Linked DNA regions of Mus musculus: region 2 is linked to region 1. The links are chromatin loops, found by intact Hi-C in ENCODE. Cell type or tissue: heart. All regions are shown on one strand.

Region 1 (8,000 bases):
CAGCAGAGGGCAAGGTGCAGCTGAGGGAAGCTGATAGGTACTGCCAGCCTTTCTGTTTACTACTGAGTGGGTGGCTCAAGGTCAGAACAGATTTGTGTGGAGGGCCCTGGCCAAGGGTCACAGTGGGTGCCCTAGGAGGGAGGGTGTGTATGTATGTGTGAATCCCTCTTTATTCAGAGCTATGCAGAAGCCCAGTAGGGGCTCCAAAAATGGAGAGACACTGCCCCTTAACAACCAACTCTGCCCCTCACAACTTAAAAACTACTCCCTCTGAGCTTCAGTGTCTCTGGGCCTGGAGAAGGGACATCATACCAATACCCAGTGTGGTGCAGAGGCTGGAAGATTAAATACGGACAGACATACAGACATACAGAATACAGACATACAGAATACGGACAGACAGATGTGCAAGGTACCCGGAGTGGAGACTTAGCCAGCCCTGAGCTTTGGTGTTCCCTGATCACGTGACCGTGGGACCATGCGACCGTGGGCCCAGGAAACTTCTCACTGTTTCCCCATCTGCATGGTGGCAATCCCAGGGCTTCATGGTGTCACTGGGTCCTAGCTCCACTGGGCTGAGTCACCTGTTAGTTGCCAGCTTGCCTGAAGACTCTGGTATTCTACTGTGTCCCAAGTGGAACCTGTCCCCTGCCATTTGTGTGGGAACAGGGGCCTCTGACCCAGAAGTCTTTGTCACCCACCTGGTTGTCAAAGGCAAAGAAGTTTCCTCCACTGTTCACAATGTGAGTAGCCTCTTCTTAAGCCAGTACCCTGGACCCAAGAGCTCCCTCTCTGTGCCCTGCAACCTATAGGCCTCTACCAAGAAGCCTTTATATCTAACATCTAGACTGTCCCCAGAGAAGAATTCCGGCCTTCACAAGAGACCATGTGACAGTTTATTTTGATTAATATCAGTGTGGAGAGGCAAAAGGAACACTGGCTCCAGTCTGCATGGCCCCACCATTTGATTCAGGAATGTTTATGCCAAAGGGGCAGGGTGGAGGGCGTTGCTGTGAGGGTCTGATGGGCCCCAGGGCCCTGCTTCCCTCCTTTCCCAGACCTCTCAGCTCCTGCCTGGAGGCTGTGATGTCCTTTTATGTATGTCGGGGATCACCTGGTCCTCACCCAGCTGCCAGAGTGTGTGTGGAAAGGAACAGAGACCAGGCCATCCCCCTGCCTCAGAGACGAGAGGCAGGTGGGTGAGGCTCTTCAACATTGTTGAGAGAAGATAGATGGCCTGGAACCCTCTCTGTAGAGATCACCTCTGGGCCCCACCTTGATGGGCACGCAAGAGGCCCTCCCCGTGCTTAGAAAGGAATAAACAGCGTTTAATGAAGTTACATTGTAACATAATGGGGATCATAAAACCACCGTCATCCTGCAGGGTCCCCGGACGGTCTTTATTATCGACTGTGCCGGAATCGGCTTTGCAGCGCTCAGGCTGCAGCTGTGAGAAGAATGCAAAAGTCTCCTTAAATTACCTGCTGGACGTAACCAGTGGAACATTCCATGGGCCCCCCCTCCCCACGTGCCCCGGGGATGCTGCCGTCGGGCGGCGGTCTGTCAGAGTCACTCACTGCAGCACAACAGATGTTCGCCCTGCTCCTCCATCCGCTGTTTGATGAGAAATTTACTGCTCTCCCGCTGGGCAGGCAGCCCCTCTCGGCGGCCTGGGCTATGAGACAGGCCAGCCGCTGGCTGCCGGCCAGGGCCAGGCTGTTTTGATGGAAGCCATGAAAAGCTCTGGCTTGGAAGGCGCCGGCGATAATGCACCGGCTAGACTCTCCTGATTGGCCGATCGATCGGCCTGATTTGATTTATTGATCAATCCCCTCAAATTTGGCGTCTGAGAAGCTGCAGTGATCTTTAACTGCGGTGAACGTCTCCGCCTGCCGGAGAATGAGCCCCCACTAAGGAATGTATGAAAGGAACCGGGGCTTATCTTAATCACACACCGGCCTGGTGCTGGCCGAGCCCCGCCGTGCGCCGCCCCATCGCCCGGGCAGCCCTGCGCTGATCTATAAATTGATGGAATTCAAAGCCTCCAGCATCGATTACCGTTATAACAAACAGCGGTGCGCAGAATGTCTGATTATTTTTAGACAAAGATTCTGTTCTCTCAGCAGCAATTTTGCTGAGCCTGTCACTGGCTCAGAAGTCTGTTGATTGCAATTAGATGCAAATACAAAAAAAAAAAATTAAACTCTGCAGCCTCTCTCCTGTTTCCAGTTATTAAATCTCTCTCTTTGTTTGCCGTTTCCTCATGATATCTACAGCTGGGTGAGATACTTGGTTGGCAGAACAAGATCCTTGGGATCCGATGAAGAAGTGGGGCGGGGGTGGGGATGCCCTGACCTGCATACTGGATAATTTCCATGGGGGTGGGGCGTGACTTATCTTGGGGGAGGGGAACCCACAGAAGGTGTGTAAGGATTTCCACTAAAAGAGTGCAAAGGTTCCAGGCAGAGTGATGCTTGCTTTTTGTCCCAGCACTCTGGAGGTAGAGGCTGGAGTTTAAGATCAGGAGTTTAAGGTCATCATTAGCCACATGGTAGAGTCAGGGCTAGCCTGGGAAACATGAGTCTTGGGGGATCAGAGAAGGGGGGAAGATGAAAGATAAAGGTATTTAAGGTAGTGCTTTGGAGGCAGACTGCTCACAAATTCAAGACCAGCCTGGACTGAGTAGTTAAATCCTGTGTCAAAAAAAAAAAAAAAAAAAAAAAAAAATGAAAACCAACACAAGAGGCTGCAGGTGTCTCAGTGGCCCCATGAGTAAAGAGGCTCTTAGTGTGTGCTCCTAGGTAAAACCCCAAACACAGCAGCATGTTTCTGGAATCCCAGTGCTTTGAGGTCAGATGTGTGCAAAGACAGGAAGAGGCACATCTGATAAAGATGGAAAGCAAACGAAGAAAATAACTAATGCCGACTCCTGTGTGCATGCACAGGCCCGCACACACGGGGGTGGGGGTGGCTGGGCTGGATGCAGAGGTGTTAAAACCCAGCTCAGGACATCAAGCGCAGACTCAGAGCCAGTTGAGCATCTCTGATGAGTGGGTGTGGTCTACCGGTTCTTCATGGCATCTGAGACCTTACCAGGTGTGCAGGCCCCATCCTGGGAACCCCTCAGCCTCGGAGGTGGGTGCCACTTGGAATAATGAGTTTCCACACAGGGACCACAGGTGGCACCCTTTCTGCACTGGCAGAACAAGCTTCAGGCAATTGTGGGTACAAGCAAAGTAGGTACCCCCTGTTGCCCAGCCTGGCGGCCAGCATCCTGGCTCTTGAAGAGCCCATCCGTCATCCTGGCATCCTCTGGTTGATCTGTGTTCTTGGAACCATTAGCCCCAGAGTCCTTGACAGGGGAATAGCTGTGAAGCTGAGCCCATCAGTGGGGCAGCAGAGACTGACAATTCATTATGCGGTTGGATGGAGAGAGGACTCAGGTGACAGTGCCAAGGCCTCTTGGTTCCCAAAAGCCAGCTCCACTCGGAATTGGCAGCCTTGGGCTAATTTTAGAACACTCGACATTGATAATACAGGAGGAGGGGCTGCGGCTTGGACTCTGGGATCAGATGGACTGGGCTCAGGAAGACATCAAGGCCAAGGACATCTCTTCCACTGCCCTGGAAGGATCCCACAGGAGAGCAGGTGGGGAGCCTGAAGGGTCACCATGGGACAGGTCAGAGGTCAAATACCTGCTCCTTGCATACCACCAGCTGCTGCAGATCCCAAGCCAGCAGCCTCCATGTACCTTCCTGTTCCTAGCTGCCCGGGTTCAGGAGACTGTTATACAGACACCAAGGGGCCTGCCCAAGGTTGCACAGTAAAGAAGTCCAAGAGTAAGCTGGGGTTTGGAGCTGAGGGTCTCATTTCACGGAGGAGAAAATGTCATCAGTGTTGAATGGATGGATGGACAGACAGAAGGATGGATGGATGGATGGATGGATGGATGGATGGATGGATGGATGAATAATGCAGGAGCCTCCTGTGAGGATCTGTCTGGGCTCCTGAATAGCCAAGGATAACCAGGCTGTCTTTCTGCACAGGCCTGGAGTGGGGAACCTGGTTCCTATTTATGGGCATTGAGAGAAACCAGTTTGGTCTCACTCAGAAGTTTCTGTGCAAGGACGCTCTGGGTACAAGGACGCTTCGGGGTGCTCTTCCAGGAGGCCCCTTGCACTAGGATATCCGGAAGCAGATGCTCTCATGGACCACCTGTCTGGGAACTACGCCGCTTTGGGCTGATGATCAGGGACACCAACTGCAAGGTCACATTGACCTTGGCTGGGACCCCAGGTTCACTCTGTTCTCCATGACCTCGGGTGCATAAGCAAACATCTGCAGTCCCCTCCTTGTCCTGGTGACTAAGGTCACAGGCAGCAGACATATCTATACATCCCTATGGTCAAGCCACGAACTCTGTTTGGTCTGCTGCCCCCTGGAGGACAGTTGTGGCTAACACAGGCATATGGCCTTGGGAACTCTCCAGACCAGGCCCAACAGGAGCCAAGTGACTCTCCAAAGTCACTGAGCTCACGGCCACCCAACCCGTTCTCTTTCTTGACAACCAAGGAAGATTGCCTTCTGGGCAGTGGTTTGTCTGTGTCTCTCCTCCGGCCCCTCTTCATTTCTCTGTCCTGACCCATTTGTAAGACAGGCCTCTGCGTGACTGTAAAGAGAGAGAACCCCTCACAGGTGGGGGCAGCAACAGCAAAAACAGGGTCTTTCGGGGAGGAGCCAGGAACAGCTGCCACACTGACAAGCAACCCTGTCTGTCCCCCACAAGCCCACGTTGGTGTCTTTTAAATACATCCATTTGCGAACACCTACAATGGATATCTAGGGGTTACCAGAGGCATATCAACAGAGCGGACGTTGACAGTGATGTGCGTGTCCCTGCATCGAGGATCAGAAACAACCTGTGTTCACGAAGAGGAAATCATAAATAACTTAAGTGTCCAGGAGTGGGGGGTTTAAAATGACCTACGAGAGGACTGGATAAATGGCTCGGTAGTTGAAGTGCTTTGGCGTGAAGGCCTGTATTCCCATACCGTGTGGAAGGCCAGGCATGGCTACACACTTATATATCCCAGCATGAGGGAGGCAATGGATTCCTTGTGCTCTTTGGTCAGACGTCTTAGACAAATCAATGTTCTAGGTTCCTGTGGGCGACTCTTTCTCTCTCCATGGGTATGATGCTTGAGATTGACCTCTGGTCTCCATACACGCAAACGTGTATGTACATACATGCTCACATCTGTACATACATGCACAATTCACACACACAAACATACACACTCTGGCAGAAACACAAAACTACAGCAAGAATAACCTCTTGTTTCCATGCGTGAAGGATTCAGACTAATCATGTGTCCGTGAAGATTGTCCGTGTGTGTTGGGGACTAACAGTGATCTACTGTCGGTTGGGAGAGCTGAGCTCATGGGTGAAGTCACATCCCCATAGAATGCCCTGTAGCTGTGAAAATGAGAGAGATGCCTTGCGTGTGAACGTGAAGGCTTAGGCGTGGTGAACCTGTGCAGACGGCTCACCGAGCAAGCAGACATGGGTGACACCCATTGCAGGAGCAAAGAGAGTTTTGCGGAGTGACTGGGGTGGCGTAGGCGTCTCTAAGTGGACATTGATGGTGACCACATCCAGGGAACGATACCCTGTGCTGAGTCCCTTCACTGTGTCAGTGACTGTCTTCACCGATGACTTCAGACAGACAAACAAAACACCAGGTTTTTACTCTTAGAAACCCATGCAGGGACATGAACGCAGATTCTTGGCATCAGATATGGGCACAGATACAGGCTACTACTTGTTGGCTGGGTGCCCTTGGCTCGGTGGTGGCATCGCGGTGCCTCCCTTGGCTGGCCTGGTCAGTGGCAGCCGTGAGCTGTGGTGGCTAATGTCTGCATAGCTGCTAGCCAAGTCCTGTCATGGCTGAGACCTCATCTTGGGAGAACGGCTGTCTTTTGGCAGCTCTAAGTCCAGAGCTCTTCCTGAAGAGGCACAGGTGGGTCCCCAAGTCCCTGGGAATCCCATACTTCCTTCTAAGCTCCCAGCCACGGGCTATCTGCAGAGTCCAGCTTCTGTCTCCTAAGAGAGGCCTGGGGCACGCAACAGGGCCCTGCTGTGCCCGCTGATGTGGTTGGAGCTAGACGGGCCCTGTCTTCCTGCAGCCTCTTGTCTTCTGTGTTCCCTGATTTCCTGGCTTCCTCCCAGAGATGCTGTCACAAGCCATCACTGCCCTTTACTCCCTTCCGTTGCTTTTCTCCCTTAGACCTGGTGTAGCCCGAACAGTGACAGGGCTTCCTGGAAGCTGTGACATTTGAGCAGAGCTCCCAAGTACAGCTGCACCGTGGGATGGTAGCCAGAGCGTACTGTGGAGAGAGGAGCATGTGAAAAGGTCCTGTGGTTGAGAGGAACAAGGGTGAGCTGAGCCTACTGCAGCCATAGGTGGAGGAGGAGGAGAATGGCACCACCGTTTGCCAGCTGCACATGGTGTGACCTTGTCACTCCGTGCCTCTCTGTAGGGCCAGAGTTAGGAACCAGGAGGGCTGCCTTGAGGTACAGATCACACGCAGTATCTGTGACTGGGCCTGATGTAGAGCCAGGCTGTCTAGGTCTCCCGTGACCTCTGACCTCCCTCGCCCTTCCTTGCTACTTCCTATTCCAGGCACTTCCTCAACCAAGTAGGCATGCTCTGCTGCCTCGGGGGACCTTTGCGTTCCCAGGACCTCTCAAAGTCTTCCCTCATAGCAGTACAGCAAAAGCCCCTTTTCCGTGAGTGCCCCCTAGTGGCTCTATGAAGAATTGCATCCCATCCCATCCCTGCCACCCTCCACCCCACGCCCCTACACACACCACCACTCCTGTTCCTTTCCACTGCTTGGTCTTCCTCTGCTGGTCTGCAGTTAAAAAGCACTTCAGTGGTTCCCATTGCCCTTGGAGATTGGGAAGGCACTAGGACATCCTTAGGGACCCCAGCCCTAAGAGGTTGCTTCAGGAGTGCTACGACGACCTTTACACTAGTCATATATCCTCCATTCCTTCATTCCCTCCTGAATGCCTGACTGAGATCTAGACTGAGTCATTCCTCGAACATGGCTCACAGAGGTGACGGTTTCTTCACGACACAGTGACCAGCTGGATTTGACTCATGACTGCTCTCCTGCTCTCCCTGTGTGATTGTCACTGTCCTCGATCCACTCACATTGGCTCCTGATAGCCTTAGCAGTCTCTCCAACTGAAGGACAGACCCAGTCCATTTCAAAGTCCCACTAAGACGTGGTGGACGAGGCCAGTGTCCTGAGCCCGTCGATGAGGCTTCAGGGTCTGCCCCCTGGGTCACCTGTGACACCTATGTCACCTGTCACATCCAAGTCTCTGTGTAGAAAAGAAAGCCAAGCATGCTGAGCCAGGTACAGCCTCCGAGTCCGCCTGAGTCTGGCGGTGCCTGCAGCCTCTGGTACCTGTCTATACATCATTAAAATGGGCTGAGACAGAGATAGAGTGGGACTGGCAGCAGAGAGGGACAGTAGCCATGAACCTTGAGCACTGGGCCTTGCATACAGGACCTGGTCAGCAAGAAGGGAGTCACCTCCCACTACTGTCATTGGGATCCCACTGGTACAGAGCCTGGGTCAGAGAGGGCCACTTCCCTCTCCCTTTCTCAAAGGAGGCTTGTAGGATCCCCAGATTCCCATCCTTAATGTGAGAGCTTAGAGGGGTTTGGTTTGGTTTGGTTTGGTTTGGTTTGGTTTGGTTTTTTTAAGACAGTTTCTCTGTGTAGCCCTGGCTGTCCTGGAACTCACTCTGTAGACCAGGCTGGCCTTGAACTCAGAAATCTGGCTGCCTTTACCTCCCGAGTGCTGGGATTAAAGGCGTGCGCCACCACCGCCCATCAGGAGCTGAGCTCTTGAAGGCTACTGTAATCAGAGAGCCCATCCATGTTACATGTGTGAAGCTTTTCAAACAGGAAACTAAGAGCTTT
Region 2 (8,000 bases), 110 kb before region 1:
CAGTAAACCTGCTCCTCCCCCCTCCCCTGCCATCCTCCCTCCTCCGCTGTCCGTCCCCCCGCCCCCCAGCACTGAGCATCAAGGCGTCTAAATATAGACTGCAGTAAATCTTTCCTGTAAGGGCTTTGACCATTGTCTCCTCGTATCTCACTGGCTAGGAAGGCAGGAGGAAGGAAGGAAAAGAGAGAGACAGAGAAATAATACACAAAGTAACGAACTAACAGCCCCCGGTTAAAGGCGCTCGCTCCGAAGCCCGCCCCCTTTCTAGTTTAGGAGGGCAGGTATTGTGTGGGTCCCAGAGCCTGACTTAGTCACCTGACTTGGAGTCCTGGGAAAGCTTATAGAACTGGAAGGAGGGTCAGCATAGGCATGGACATCAGACAGTGAGACCCTTTCCTTCTCCAGGAGTGGGGCGGGGTGCCAGGTGGATGCTGAGTTATTTTGCTAAGCACTGGGGGACGCCATTTCTTGTGCACCTGAACTGTGTCCTGAGATTTAGACAACCCCGTGGAGAGACAGCTGGCATCCTGGCCTGTCCCTCATGTCCCCAGGAGTCAGTGGTGGTCCTGACTCTCCTCTTCCTCCATGCTTTTTTTGTCCCTCTCTTTGGGGCTCCTGGGGTGGCCACTGAAGTGTTACCTAAGAGTTCTGGGCACTTTCCCTCATTGAGACGAACAAGCCTGGGGAAGGGCAGAGGCGAAATGAGTAAGAGCAGTTGCTATGCAAGAAAGAGGACCCGAGTTTGGATCCCAGTGCCCACAGAGAAAGCTGGGCACCACTGTATGCACATCTGTAGAGCTGGCACTGCCGGAGTGGGAGGTGGGAGGATCTTTGGGGCTTCAGTCCAGGTTCAGCCTGAATGCTGTAAAGCTAAGAGGAGAAAACGGGACATCAGCCATCTTCCTTTGGTCTCCCGATGTGTATGTGCATCTGCACACAGACACACACACATGCACATACACATGCATGCGCACATGTACTCACATGTATATACATATGCATCTGTGGGCACACACAGTCACACATGTATTCACATGTACACACATACACACATATGCACGCATGTACCCACAAAAATACACACATGCATTTATGGGCACACAGAGACACACACGTATACCCAATGTGCACACATGGGCACACACATAAACACATATACAATTACACACATGCATGCACACATTTATGTATATGGGCATAGACATGAACACAGATGTATGCACACATGCACATATACATGCATACACATTACACAAACACATATGCATGCACACACACATCTATGGACATACACAGACATATGCACATATGTATCCTATGGAATGACAGACCACGTAGGACCTCCTTTCTGGAAGCCCTCCTCCCACTTCCCAGTTATGGCTGCTCACAAGATTGTGCCCAGCAAGGGACAGCTCTGTTTATCTGTGTGAGAAACGGGGCCTCTAAGGGGCTCAGGGCTGGAGAGCCCACCCAGAGCCACACAGTATTGTGACTTTGGATAGCTTTCCCCAAGAACCCGGAGACTGCAGAGCCCGGGTGGGGTCAAATAGGAGGGGAGGGCAGCCTGGGAATGTCAAGGGGTTGGGGGCGGGGCTCTTAGGGCAAGAGAGGAAGCTAACTCTACTGTCGTATTTCATTGGTTAGAGTAGGTCATGTGACCACAAGCTCACATGGCCATGAGAAGGTCACTTGGAGAAGTCGGGGGGGGGGGGGGGGGCGGGGCAGACTTGGGGATCACCCGAAGTGGGGTGGGCAACGTAGAGGAGGAGGCAGGGGTGAGGGGAAGGGAGTCATGGCCTTCCCCCACAGTATTCTGAAGAAAGAAGCTCAGGCCCAGAGAGGTTGCGAGTCTGCCCTGAGACTGAGCCGCCATGGATTCAGGATTCAAACTTGATTCAGCCATGCTAGGTAGTGAGTACCTTCTAAAGAGTTTGAAGAGGTGCTGTTTCCTAAGCCTGTATCTCTTTTACTGTTGTCTCTTGCCTGCGCCACCTCCTTCACCTGCAGTACTTAGTAGGTGTCCAACCAGCTGCCTTATTCACCCCCCACCCCAGGCTCTCTCAAGCCCTAGGGGGCCATTGTATTGCTACTTCTCCCCAGGGGTTGGAAGGAAGGGCTTGATTGTCAGGCACCCCAATCCATATCTAAATACAGATTTCGAACACTGAGGAGCCTTCTGGACCTCCTCTGGGGTACCTGAGACAGCTCAGTGGGGGAACTGGGACAAGGAGAGAGACAGCCAGCTCTGAACTGGCTTGCCTGGATTCATAATCCCCATCCAAAAGCCCTGGTCAGTGACAACTCTGCCTCAGTGTTTCCATCTGAGAAGTGGGTTCAATCCTTGTGGGGTCGTGAAGGTAGTGAGTTAGCTTGTACTTAGAGCAGTATCTGGGATCATAATTAATTCGAATTGTTGCTTCGGCTCCTGCGGGTCACTGACCTTCAAGCACCAAAGTCCAGATGGCAGCACCTGCTCGTTTGCGTTGGGCTCTGGACACTTTTCTCTCAGCCGTAGCACACCGAGGTTCTCATTGTGCAAATGGGGAAACCGAGGCTCCAGGAAGTGGGGTGAGTTCTTCAAGCCCACACCTAAGAAGTGGTCAAGCCAGGACTTGAATTGGATTTTGGAGCAGGACCCCTCTATTTTCAGTCCTTTTTAGGGTCACTCGGAGGCCATCCTGGACTGGTTTGGAGAAATAACCTGAATAGGAAGTGGGCGTGGCTTCCGTGCGATTCCGATTCACTCCTCCAACTGTCCCACGGGGGATTTAGACCCATTGTCGGGGGTCGGGGTGTGGGGGGGGAAGATGCTCAGAGATGTGGAGTCCCTTTTCTGGAACGCAGCTGGGAAGGGGTGGGGGCTGGGATCAACACCGTCCTTGAACTTGGGTCTGAGGCCAAGTGCCGCTCAGCTTCACCAGGAGCCGCAGCTGCTTTGCAGCCCGCGTCATGACGTCACATGCTTGCTCTAAATGCGTTTTTTTGTTTGTTTTGTTTTGTTTTGTTTTTTTTTTACTTAACCCAGACTGTCAGCCGGGCAGATGAGGTCACGGAAGAGTCGCCAGCTGTGCCTCCCGTCTGAGTTCTTTGGGTGCTGCTGCGTGGGGGGAGGGGGAAGGGAATAGAGCGAGGAGAGCCCCTGAACAAGGCAGAGGGTCCTCCAAATGTCCAGCAGCCTCTGGTCAAGGGGCCCTGCGTTGGCGTACAGTCGGCATTTACGCGAAGTGTCCACCAGGTGGGGCTTGTGCCCAAGCCAGGTGCTGTAAGTTCTGGGAGGGTTGCCTAGCTCCACAGAGGCGGGTAGACCCTGGGGTTAGGGGTGAGGAGGTGGGATGGAGTGGGGTGGGGTGGGGTGGGGGTACCACACGTGCCCTGTGTGCTTGCAAGGCTGCGGTACTCGGGTATGTCCCTGAGAAGCTGTCTCTGGCTCGTGTGTTAACTTGCGTGAAGAGTTATGCGCATGTGCGTGAAAACGTGCACCTTTTGTACGTGTGTGCAGAGCGGCCTAGACATGGTGCCTGTGGGCGCAGCTAACGCAAAGTGTGGGCCGCATCCCTGAGTGTTCGTGTCTCTGGGCTCATGTGTGTGCCTGTGTGTGCAGAGATGAGTGGAGAGGGTGTGGGTGTGTAGAGATCCAACATGAATCTAGCTCTTGAGTTCGATTGAGTCTCCCTCTTAGGTAGTTTGGAGGCCGGGGAATAGAAAGGCTGACCTTTTGGGACACCATCTGCATAAAAACATTGCACAGGTACCCCGAGTCAGGCACTGATGGGGGTGGGGGTTGACCTCTTCAGCCTTGCGTCTTCGAAGGTCTCTGGAGTGAAGGAGGGCTTCTAGAACCTTCTTTCAGGGTTTGTTGAGTCCCTTCAAGGGGAGCCGCAGACAAAGGATACAGAAAGGATTGGATTCCTAACCGGGACAGGGACAGTGTTCCAGGAAGGAGTCAGAGGTGTACCATGTGCAGAGAAAACAGAGGTCCCTGGGAGGCTGACGGGCTGTGACTCAGGAACTGGCTGTCTGGGTCACAGACATGTGTCCCTCCCACCTTTCATTCCATTGGTGGCCACAGCCTCAATGGCTTCTTTATCCCCTTCCCCCTGGCCCAAGGCTAGTGTGGCTGGGAGTGTGCCTCCTACCCAACTTCCAAATCATGCTCAGCTTCATCCTGATGAGCTAGCTGTGCCTGTCTCTCTGGGCCTCAGTTTGTTGACCTGGAAAATGGGCACAGCCGTGTCTGCTAATAAGGGGTCAAGGCAAATCCTGGTGCCACCTCCATGTGAAGCAGGCACAGGAGCCTGTAATGGTGATAACTTGAAGGTACAGAAACTAGGTGAGAGACATTCTTCTCATCTTAGTAAAGCAGTCACAGAATTCTCCCTTTTTTGTTTGATTCACGGCCGGTCCCCAGTTAAAGGTGAGCCCCCCCCCCCATATGCTTCAGGAGAGAGGACAGAGGGAATGAGGGAGACGGAGGAGCTGGGAAGACAGTGGAGAGAAGGCATGTGTGGTTGGAGAGAAATTAAGAAATAGAAATGAGAAGCTGGGAACAGTGGTGCTTGCCTGTCATCTCAGCACTCAGGAAGCTGAGGCAGGAGGATGACAAGTTTGAAGACAATTTGGAATACAGAGTGAGACTCTAACCCCTCCCCTCCTGAGACTGGAGTAGCTCCATGTTCCTCATCCCAGGGTTTCTTTGGGGATGGGTAGAGGTTTTCCTCAGAGGACAGGGCAGGTTCATGACCACCCTGCAGGCTGACGAGGGGTAGAGGCCACTCATGCCAGCGGCTAGTATCTTGGAGGCCGGGGCCTTGTGGGTGTCCTGTATTCCTCAGATGCTGTCTCTGTTTTTTGTTTTTGTTTTTTAATAGATTTACCCTTTTTATTTATGTGTATCGCTATGCACACATGTGTGCAGTACCCACCAAGTCCAGAAGAGGGCGACAGAACCCTAGAGTTGAATTTACAGGTTGTTATGTGCTGCCCAGAATGGGTGTTGGGAATCAAACCCTGGTCCCCTGGATAAGCAGTGAGTGCTCTTATCCACGGAGCCATCCCTTTAACCCCTTGATGGCTGTTTCTGAGGTCATCTGCTATAGTGTGTGGTTTGAATACTCAGGGACTTCAGTATGATATGGAGCCAGAGGGTACTTCTGAGACTGAAGTGGCCTCTGTGTACTTAAGAGCCCAGTTTAGTGACAGGTAGGCTCTTAGGAGGCTCAGTGAGCTGCCCCTCAAGATACTCTGGAAGCTGCCAGTGGCTATGTGGCATTTGGTCCTCAGGGTGCTCAATGGATGCCCAGTCCTAATTCTGATTACAAAGCAGAATTCTGGGCAGAATCCAGGATTCTTATGTTACAATGGCTACTACAACGTTGAAAACCAAAGAGCCTGAGGGTAGAGCTCTGGGGTAGCGTGCTTGCCTAGTGTGGGCGAGGCCCTAGGTTGGACCTCTGCGGTGCAGGTGCCATGCAGTGAAGATGGCTTCCTAAGGATATTCTCTCTGTTCTGCGCTAGTGGAAGAGACCAATAGTTTGAGCTTTAAACTCACTAATGTGAAGCTGGGCGTGCTGTCACAGGCCTGTCTTCTCAGTAGCAGGAAGGAGGGCCAGAATCAGGGCTAGCCTCAGCTACATGGAAGATTTGAGGCTAGCCTGGGCAATATGAGAGCCTGCCTCAAAATAAACGGATCAATTAAAGGGTAAAAGCAGACAGACCATGGCATGCTGAGGTCCCCTTGAAGCAGGTCCTGGTGTGTGGTGTGGGGTAGAGGTCTAATTGAGTTGGGTGTGTCTCATCCCACTCCCACTCCCCGAAACCCACTCCCACACTATGCAGTTAACCCAGCTTGCCCAGAATTCTCTGAGGTCCAAATCTGTCTTTTCCTTTCTGGTTTCTGGGACTGGCTTTTTCCATCTATTTGAGCGTGTCAACTCCGTGTGAGCGAATGAATCCTTCCCGGCTTCTCATTCTGTCCTTGTCCTTCCTCCTCCCCCTCTCTGTCATCCTGTCGGTGGTGACAGTCTTGCTATCTGATGGGAAAGTTCTCCCCAAGCCCAGCAGCCTTGAGAGACGGCCCAGCTGCTTTTAACCCTTGTGACTTCATAATAATTTAGAATGGCAGGTTTCAGGAGTAGCCCTAGCTGCTGTTTCAGTGGGAACAGCCTGAATTTATGGACACAGTTAAGAAGAAGAAGAAGAAGAAAGACGGTGTCCTGGCTGTGACCACAGCAGCTCCCTGCTTGGCTTTCTTATGGGCTGGGGCCAGCAGGCTGTGGCATGGGTACTGGGCAGGGTCGCCCAGAGAATGCAGACTCTCTTACTCTGACCACATGCAGATTCCTCATGACAAAACTAATTTATGCTTGATGTGTTAAAATTGCAGCTCCGCGTCTGAACACAGCACACTGGGCCCAAACAGTTCCACGTGTAAGAGGTTTATTGGGGGTCGGGGGGAGGTGGTGGCAGAGAAGGGGGAAAGAGAGAGAGGTAGGGGCATTCCCCACATATATATATATATATATGTGGAAAATGAGGTAAGGCAGGTAAAGGTGGGAGGTGAGCCAAGTGGATTCTGGGAACATGGTAGCTGTTGTCTTGGCAACAGGTCTGTAGGATCCGCCTATGTGATGTCACAGGTTTCGGAGGTCCTGATGCCAACATTGCTCATACAGAAGTAATTAATGAGGCTGGTGAGATGGCTCAGTTGGTAAAGGCCCTAGCTGCCAAGCTTGGTGACCTGAGACCCATCCCTGGGATCCACACGGTGGGAAGGGAGAACACAGTCCTGCAAATTGTCTATCTATCTATCTATCTATCTATCTATCTATCTATCTATCTATCTATCTAATTTATTTTATGTCCATCAGTGTTTTGCCTGTACGTATGTCTGTGTCGGGGGCGGGGGCGGGGATCTGATCCCCAGGAACTGAAGTAACAGACAGGTGTGAGCTGCCATGTGGTTGCTGGGATTTGAACTCAGGATTTATGGAAGAGCTGTCAGTGCTCTTAACCACCGAGCCATCTCTTCAGCCCTGCAAATTGTCTTCTGACCTCCACATGTGTGCTGTGGCACATGCCCACCCCTCCCCCAATAAGTAGATTGGTAGCAAGTTTTTTTTTTTTTTTCAAAATTTATTTTTGAGTGATTAAGGGCCGAGAGTGTAGCTCGGTAGCACATTGCTGGCCTATCATGTGGGAAGCACTGGGCGAGCTGGACTGGCTCCATGTGCCAGTGACAGGTCGTGTTTTAAAAAATATAGTGGATGGAGTCTGAGGTTGACTTCAATCCTCCACACGCTCATACCCACGTATGCGTGGGCCCTTGTGCATGCATATGCACACAAATTCAAAGAAACAAATGAGATGATGTGGAATTTAAGAAGCCACCATTTTTTTTTTTTTTTAAATGGCTGTTTGATGTCTTTTCCTTCGTGTCCCTCTGGGAATGTCCACAATCCTGCTCCAAACCCGCAGACGTCTAGCTGATCAGTGATATTTCACAGACATCTAAACACGGCCTCAGCACACAAATAAATTGCCTTTGCCTTCTTCCATGATGGAACAATACTCTTTTGTCCGCTCAGCCAGGATGTTTCGTTGGATGGGTGCGGGGAGACCAGTTCTCCATTCACTTGGACTTTGCTGTTTGTTACCGGTGGTCGAAAGAGTTCTGAAAATATAGGATGGAAAAATTCCAGATTGTATACCGGGCAGGCTCTTTTATATCAGAGGGCCATTATACTGACTGGCTCGTTATTTTATGACAGCTTTGGCTAAACTCGTCACGTCTAACAAACAAATTATGCTTTCTCATAGCTAAGTGTATTTGATCAGAGGTGTCTGGGATCCCCTGTGGGCCTCGGAAAGTGTCCCCTCACACCTAGGGCATGATATGGGTAGGGCAACGTTGAGGTCTTGTGTGCCTGTAAGAGGGGAAGCCACAAACCCCAGACCTGAACGGGACGCCTAGGAGCAGGTCTTGGAGCCAGTGAGGACGGGAG

Evidence for each region. A loop is a pair of places that touch in the nucleus more often than their neighbours do. Peaks named below come from ENCODE experiments on the same cell type or tissue, not always from the same donor. Only the 100,000 strongest peaks of a DNase experiment are listed, where the experiment ranks them.
Region 2: it touches region 1 in a loop (7-fold over the local background); 26 of 42 quality-filtered maps call a loop at or near these places.

What each region holds. Positions count from the first base shown.
Region 1 is chr5:121,942,451-121,950,450 of GRCm38, reverse strand. All of the region lies in intron 2 of Cux2 (cut-like homeobox 2), which reads left to right. Among named protein-coding and RNA genes, the nearest start is that of Gm52785, 79 kb to the right of the region's middle. In heart, CTCF peaks have their summits at 4,434 (motif pointing left) and 6,787 (motif pointing left); DNase peaks (open chromatin) are centred at 1,710 and 3,640; H3K4me3 peaks cover 1,523 bases; H3K27ac peaks cover 2,476 bases.
Region 2 is chr5:122,054,765-122,062,764 of GRCm38, reverse strand. It overlaps Gm52786 (a long non-coding RNA gene), which reads left to right and starts at 7,649. Exons shown (of 3, transcript XR_003955780.1): 1 at 7,649-7,895. In heart, CTCF peaks have their summits at 3,226 (motif pointing right) and 4,926 (motif pointing right); a DNase peak (open chromatin) is centred at 3,214; H3K4me3 peaks cover 2,530 bases; H3K27ac peaks cover 3,611 bases.